Linked DNA regions of Mus musculus: all the other regions are linked to region 1. A link is a loop called in an ENCODE intact Hi-C map of the cell type or tissue named here. Cell type or tissue: left cerebral cortex. All regions are shown on one strand. Region 1 overlaps Kcnq5 (potassium voltage-gated channel, subfamily Q, member 5). Region 2 overlaps Kcnq5 (potassium voltage-gated channel, subfamily Q, member 5). Region 3 has its middle 5.4 kb from the start of Kcnq5.

Region 1 (2,500 bases):
CTTTCTTTGTATTTATTTTATTATCGAGACAGGGTTTCATTGTGTAGGCCTTGCTATCCTGGAACATTGTAGATCAGGATGACCTTGAACTCACAGAGATCTGCTTGCCTACAAGCATATGCCGCCACCACCCTGGATCCTTGATTTTAAAGTTATTAGAGGCTGCATTTCTCACGGCAACTGAAACATCAGAAAATGGAGTTTTCTGAACTCAGAAGAAAGGCTGTGACATACAAAAGAGCTGAGCATAGGACCTCAAGAATCCAAGACAAAGTAGGAAGAATGTCCAGAGAGGAACCGCACATGTATTTTAGAGACAGTGGAATATATGATCAGATGCCTTAGAGGTGGACATACAGGATCCCTGTGACAGGCTGTTACCTCCAGAAACCATGTGCTACTATTTCCTCCAGCCTAGCTGAACACTCTCCATCTCTGCACTCTCATATTGACCTGTGCTCCCAGCTGCCTTCTGTCTGCTTGCCAGCTGCCTTACTAGTCCGAAAGTGCTGTGGCTGAAGGGGCTTGTGTCTTACACTGGCTTCCTTCAGTGGTGGACTAGAAGGTGAAATTATCCATTTCCTATCCAAGCAGGTGTTTATCACAACAGCAGGCAAACAAGACCAAGGTTGTCATTAAATCTCTGCGGCTTGGAGTGTAGCTCTAAAAAGCACTTTCCTGGTATTCATAAATCCCTGGATTTAATCCACAGCACTACAAAGTAAAGTGTGTGTGTGTGTGTGTGTGTGTGTGTGTGTGTGTGTGCGCGCGCGCGCACGCATATGTATGTATTGATGCCTAGTCTCGTGTGGCAGCTACACAGCCTGTATTTCCAGGTACTCAGACCACTTGAGTCTCAGAATTTAAATCCAGCATGGGCAACATGGTGAAATTCTGTCTCAAAATAAGAGGAGAAAGATTCAAAAATCTCTGGGTCGTATCCCAGACCAATTAAATCAGAATTAGAGTCAGAGCCCAAGCTCCCTGGGTGATTCCGAAGAGCAGCCAAGCTTGGGTAATAGTGCTCTCTTCACAGTCAATCAAACGCCTCTTCAGTTCACAGTCAGTTGGGCCCTCTCTGCCCCACGCACGGTTTGGCGGCTGGCCGGACCATCCATCTGTTGGTGGCAGCAATAGTCACTGCTGCTTCTGTTTTCTCAGGATTCTTCTCGCTGCATATTCATGTCTTCACCCTGATTTAGAGCTACTGGAAGGAGACTCTTGTGAGATTTTATAACTTGTGGCAACACAACAAATGCACCTACATTTCCTTAGCTCCTCAGAAGCACACATGTGTTTGTGTGTATTTATAGACATATTCTACCCAGAGTTTAACTTTGCTGTAGTTCCTTAGTTCTCAGAAAATGTGTGAGCAGGCTTCTCCAGTTTCTGGAGGAGGTGCCAATTCAGAGTCTGTGGTGAATCTTCAGCACCCTCTAGTGGTGTTAGTGGAGTACATCTGTTTTGTTCAACAGGATCGTTTTTTCCACGCCTCTTGATTACCAACAGCATCCAAGGACACTGACCTGAGGAATCGTCTGTTGCATTAATTAGCCCTGTGATACAACTCGTTCGTGTGAAGAAGAGTCTCCACTAAGTATAACTGACTTCTCAGCCTTTTCTTTGTCCCCCAAAGGCCAGCCAGGAATTGCCATTAAGAATAGGCCATTCACTTGGCAATGGTTTATTGCACCTGTTATGTGAGTGAAAAAGGCCCTAGTACGTCAAAGTACCAAAGTATTAAGACAGTAGGAGAGTATAATAATTAAGGGCTTTGCAAATTGTACTTGCAAAACACATGAAACTGAAGAAGAACGAACACCAAAGTGTGGACACTTTGCCCCTTCTTAGAATTGGAAACAATCACCCATGGAAGGAGTTACAGAGACAAAGTTTGGAGCTGAGACAAAAGGATGGACCATCTAGAGACTGCCATATCCAGGGATCCATCCATAATTAGCCTCCAAACGATGACACCATTGCATACACTAGCAAGCGTTTGTTGCAAGGACCGTGATATAGCTGTCTGTTGTGAGACTAGGCCGGGGCCTAGCAAACACAGTAGTGGATGTTCACAGTCAACTATTGGATGGATCACAGGGCCCCCAATGGAGGAGCTAGAGAAAGTATCCAAGGAGCTAAAGAGATCTGCAACCCTGTAGGTGCAACATTATGAATTAACCAGCACCCCTGAGCTCTTGACTCTAGCTGCATATGTATCAAAAGATGGCCTAGTCGGCCATCACTGGAAAGAGAGGCCCATTGGACAGGCAAACTTTATATGCCCCAGTACAGGGGAACCCCGGGGCCAAAAAAATGGGAATGGGTGGGTAGGGGAGTGGGGGGGGGGACTTTTGGGATAGCATTGGAAATGTAATTGAGGAAAATACATAATAAAAAAAATAATAATAATTAAGGGCTTAACTCTGGAGTCAAGCTGACTCATTCCTATCCCATGCTTGATAGTTCTTTAAGTATGGGCCAAGCGACTTGGCCTCTC
Region 2 (2,500 bases), 270 kb before region 1:
GCTCAAGCCAGGTACTTTGGAGGGCGCATGTTTTCATGTAGGCTAACTTTATGTCAGCTTGACATAGGCTAGAGCCATCTGATGGTTGGAACCCCAATTGAGAAAATGCCTCCAAAAAATTATGCTGTAGGCAAGACTGGAGGTAGGACATTTTCTTAATTAGTAATTGATGTGGGAAGCCACAGCTCATTGTGGGTATGACTACTCCTGGGTTGGTAGTCATAGGTTCTATGAGAAAACACAACAATATCAACCAACCAGCCCCTGAGTACTCCCAGGGACTAAACCACCAACCAAAGAGTACACATGGATGGACCCATGGCTCCAGCTGCATACGTAGCATAGGATGGCCTTATCTGCCATCAATGGGAAGGGGTATCCTTGGTTCTGTGAAAGCTAAATGCCCCAGTATAGGGGGCCACTAGGTCAGTGATGTGGGAGTGGGTGGGTGGGTGAGGTAGCACCCTCATAGAAGCAAGGGGGTAGCACAAGAGGTTTCCAGAGGGAAAACTGGGAAGGGGGATAACATTTGAAATTTAAATAAATAACATAACTAATACATTTTTTAAAAAGCAGGCTGAGCAGGCCACAAGGAGAAAGCCAGTAAGCAGCACCCCTTCATGGCCTCTGCATCAGCTCCTAACTCTGGGTTCCTGCCCTGTTTGAGTTCTGGTCTTGACTTCAGTGATGGACTACAATGTGGAAACATAAACTAGATAAGCCCTTGATCTTCAATTTGCATTTGGTCATGGTGTTTCATAGCAGCAGCTGGAGAAAGCCTGGGGTTGGGGAACACAAGAGAAGTTGAGAAGAGTAATAAATAATGTAAATGTATATGAAGTTCTCAAAAGTAGATCAAATAATTTAAAATTTTAAAAAGAATAATATTAAAAAATAAAAATCTTTTCTATAATTGTTTTAAAACTCTGCATCTATTTCCAGAAAAAAATGACAAGTTCATTATTGAACATGTGTTTCACGTCTAACCTTACATAACAATTTATATAAGATCCTGTCTTTGAATATTCACACATAAAAATAAATCTGTCTTGAAATGTAAGATCCATGAAACACATCACCCCTGCAAAAGAGCATATTCTGTACCAAGGAGCTCACACTGTCTCTAAATTCACGGGGAGGTTGTAGAGCAAACAGAGCCCCCATATGAATCTGCTAATTGAATCCTCCCTAGGCTGAGGAAATGAGCTGGTTTTGGCTTTGATCCCAGGTAGACAATCTCAGGGAATTGAGTCATCACTATATATTGGTCTTTTGGAGAAAAATTCATTTTTAATGTTAAATTATTAAAGCTGAGTTCTTTTACACAACTCTAGGAACAACACTGACCGAGCAGACTCTATGGTGGTTTCTATGGTAGCAAGTCCTCCTTTTATGTGTTTTCCCCAGCCACGTTATTGTTTACACAGCATTAATAGCAAGTATTAATTCCTCAAGCAAAGCAAAAAGAATTCAGGTTTTGCCCTGAATATTATATAGTTATACTATAGTAACTACCAGATAGCATCGCTGTCTTAAAATCCTTGGGATGCCTCTGATATCAACACATATACTCAGGCCTTTCAGGGGGTGGGAGAATAGATGGAAAGAAAATAGAAATGTGCTGGAAACTGGGTTTGTACCGATGATAAAGAGGAGAATTCCAATGAGGTGACTCCTTCGCACTAATAGTTTTATATAGGCCCTGCTTCCCAAACAGCACCAGACAGCAAGGGCATGCTTGCCTGCAGTGTGATTATTTTGCCCATCAGTCTTAACAAAAGGTCTTCTCTAATCTAAGGAAAGGAGACTTTTTTCCTGTTCTCACTTCCACTAAAGTCGAAAATGAATTTATTTTCATATCTCACCTATGGGTGATGTTCAGACTTCAAATAACTTCAGCTATTTAATTTAGAGACTTTTGCTTTTACTTGCTAAAAATGGTTGACCTTACTAATTATATTCACAATGACTATTACAGAGCAGGGAATAGGGAAAGTTCCTAACCTCAAAAGGTTGAGCATTGACGGACCTTTCTATTGCAAAAGAAACAAAACAAGAATACTGCATCGCAGTTGAATTCTGGGGCATGCAAAAAGTATATAGCCACTCTACATCCGGCTGATGTGATCTTCTCTCCCACATGGAATTCTCCAGTGAAAGTCATGGAAGGTGGAAAGCAGAGGTACATTGTTCAAGAACTTTCCACTGCACCTTTGTGGAATGCCTTTCCCAGGTAACTTGTCAGTGGGAATTACAGTTACAAGATAAACTGAGAGTCTTTGGGTAAGGAAGACGAGTAACCAATAAGAGGCAGGGAAAAAAATGTTGCAGTGTTGTTCAGTAAGTGGAAAGCTCCAGGCTTTCTGGACCATTTCTCTCAGTAGTTATGATGCTTCTCACTGATGAGAACACCTATCAGTTATCCTCAAGTATTGGAAGTCTCAGCACTGCAGTCACTTACAGGTATCTAGGGAGATTGATGTTATACTGAAATATTCCA
Region 3 (2,500 bases), 560 kb before region 1:
CTCAGGAGTCCCATGAAATACTAATTAAGCTGAAAGATGTAACTTGTATGCAGAGGACGTGGTGCAGCCCTGTGTCACCCCTGTGCTTTCTCTGCTTCAATCTCTCTAAGTTCATAGGAACTTTGCTCAGCTGATTCGGAGGACCATGTTCTCTGGGTGTCTTCCAACCCCTTTGGCTCTTACAGTCTTAAACTCTTTCACCTTCCTCTTCCACAGGGTTGGTTCCCTGAGCTCTGAGGGGAGGTAAGTAATGGAGACATCCTCCTTACAACCTTTTTTAATCCATCCAATAGAACTTATTTATCCATCTTTCCTACTTGATTTGGACATGTTAAAAAACCAGGACTATTTGTATTTTCATTTTTATACTACTCCAACTAGTAAGACACCTGTTTATTGATGATTGCATGCAGAGGGAATAAATGCATGGTAGCAGTTTCATAAAAAATGAGTTTTTAATTCCTCATTGAGGAATAATGGTAAAATGTCACGGGCTCACTCTGTGTGCAATCTCTGGCTGAGGGTCTCTGCATCTGTCTCTATCTGCTCCAAGAAGAAGCATCTCTCATGATGACTGAATAAGGCACTGATCTCTGAGTACAGTAAAATGTGTACGTGTTTCTCTAGGTCATCATCTTTGATTCCTCTGACTTGGAACAATGAGCATCTCTGGTAGGTTCTCAGTTTGTACTGAGTGAGCACTGTTCTGGAAGTGGAAATAAGAAAAGATTTCTTGCTCAATAGTCTCAGGTGGCTCTCCGTTCTTCAGGATACAAGACTAGTCTTGCCTTAGTCCCTATGCAGTGGAATTCCTGTGGCGGTTCTTCTGCCTCCTGCATACAGCTTTGTTTTCCAAAGCAGCTCAACTGGAGTACAGCCTAACTACTTGTCATTCTAAAAGCATGGTGAGGTCTGTTTCCACCAATGTTTTCTCTTTGAAGATGCTGCCCTCATGTCCTCAGTGCAATCTGCTGCTTCTTCAATACCTTCCCATTTATGGCATCCTCCAGGAAATTCTCTGTAGTTTGCATGGCATTCTACGTAACCTTTTCTGAACTCAGCACTATGTCATAATGATTTAATTTATGCCTCTTTCTCATCTGATTTGAACATGCTAAAAAACAGGACTATTTCTATTTTTATCTAAGGCACTTGTTGATTGCATATAGAAAGAATAGATGCATGATAGGAGCTTCATAAAGAATGCATCCTTATATTTCCTCATTGAAGAATAATGGTAAAATGTCAGTACCACTAGGGGGCATAGAATTATAACAGAATTTTCTAATACACTAGCTCACAGGAGATTTTTCACTTCTGTATCAACTTGACTATTTCTAGCTGTATGGATCATGGAAGAATCTAACGATTCCATTTAAGTCGTGCCTCAGAAGAAGCTTTCAAACAGTATCTAAGAGATAAGACTGGCAAAGTAATCTGCTAGAGTAGGCTACGTAAGTAGGGCTTCATGAATTAACCTGAAGTTAGTGTTAAGAAAGGATCAAAATATACATCCAATGTTAAAACAATACCACAAGACTTGGGTCTGCTTTAAATTTTTTAATAAAAATACCTACATAAGAAGACTCTTTATTTTCACAGAAAACTAAAGATGACCACTGAATCTATTTCTTCTTTTTAAATATAATCAGAATTCTGGTTTAAAAACACATACTTATAAGGTTACTGTTTAAACCAAGTGAAATAATGACTTAAACCAGTGTTAGCACACACTGAACACATAGTAAGTATAATTATTTTACTTTGGTAGTGCTGATCAGGACAATATTTGGGAAGTTTTAGGAAAAAAGGTAGCTGCTGGCCTGGGAACAGGGAGATCTATTGAAGCTCTGTGTCCAGCCCCTCACCAACCCACTTGTGACAGCCACATACACATGGTTGAAGTATAACCACAGTGCTCACCTCAAAGGGAATGAGGCATAGTGTATCCTGGGGCCAAATATGAGAGACCATGTCATGAGAACACTGATTCAGTTGACTCCTGAATTCCAAGATCCAATGTAGTAATAGCTTTAGGAATGGCTTTTTATAGGTATGGAACAGAAAATGCTATAAATGAAAGCATTTAAAAACCACATCTGTGTGGATATCAGTAAAGCTCTGCTACAGGCCTCATGTATCATCTGATGGCATTCTTTGCCTTTGGGTTGGTGGAAGATAAAAGAGATTTTACCAGCTAGTCAAATAGAAGTTAGGTCAAACACAGAGGTGGGCCAGAAATGACAATGGAGATGCTGAAGACAGATCAGTATATCCACAGCATTCCAGCTCTCTATAATCAGAGAGGTTCCAGTCTATCGGCCTTGTAGAATGTTTAGCACAGGTGTGGCCTCATTCTCAGAACTTCAGTTCACATCTCCTACATTCTTTCTGTGCCCTCGGGCCAGGCTGTTTTCAAGTGGACAATTTCTCATTGACAAAGTAATGCAGGCCTCAGATTCCAATTATCAGAACATCTAGCAGTCTGGCCAGCCTCAGA

Evidence for each region. Peaks named below come from ENCODE experiments on the same cell type or tissue, not always from the same donor. Only the 100,000 strongest peaks of a DNase experiment are listed, where the experiment ranks them.
Region 2: a loop joins it to region 1, with 4 times the contacts of the local background. A loop is called at or near these places in 3 of 42 quality-filtered maps.
Region 3: a loop joins it to region 1, with 8 times the contacts of the local background. A loop is called at or near these places in 27 of 42 quality-filtered maps.

The regions. Positions count from the first base shown.
Region 1 is chr1:21,410,333-21,412,832 of GRCm38, reverse strand. All of the region lies in intron 11 of Kcnq5 (potassium voltage-gated channel, subfamily Q, member 5), which reads left to right. Among named protein-coding and RNA genes, the nearest start is that of Khdc1b, 28 kb to the right of the region's middle. In left cerebral cortex, a CTCF peak has its summit at 1,439 (motif pointing left); DNase peaks (open chromatin) are centred at 1,183 and 1,349; H3K4me3 peaks cover 188 bases; H3K27ac peaks cover 1,318 bases.
Region 2 is chr1:21,675,654-21,678,153 of GRCm38, reverse strand. All of the region lies in intron 1 of Kcnq5 (potassium voltage-gated channel, subfamily Q, member 5), which reads left to right. Among named protein-coding and RNA genes, the nearest start is that of Kcnq5, 290 kb to the left of the region's middle. In left cerebral cortex, no CTCF peak of the experiment used is centred here; DNase peaks (open chromatin) are centred at 767 and 1,170; H3K27ac peaks cover 2,098 bases.
Region 3 is chr1:21,966,103-21,968,602 of GRCm38, reverse strand. No RefSeq gene overlaps it. Among named protein-coding and RNA genes, the nearest start is that of Kcnq5, 5.4 kb to the right of the region's middle. In left cerebral cortex, a CTCF peak has its summit at 1,252 (motif pointing right); no DNase peak of the experiment used is centred here.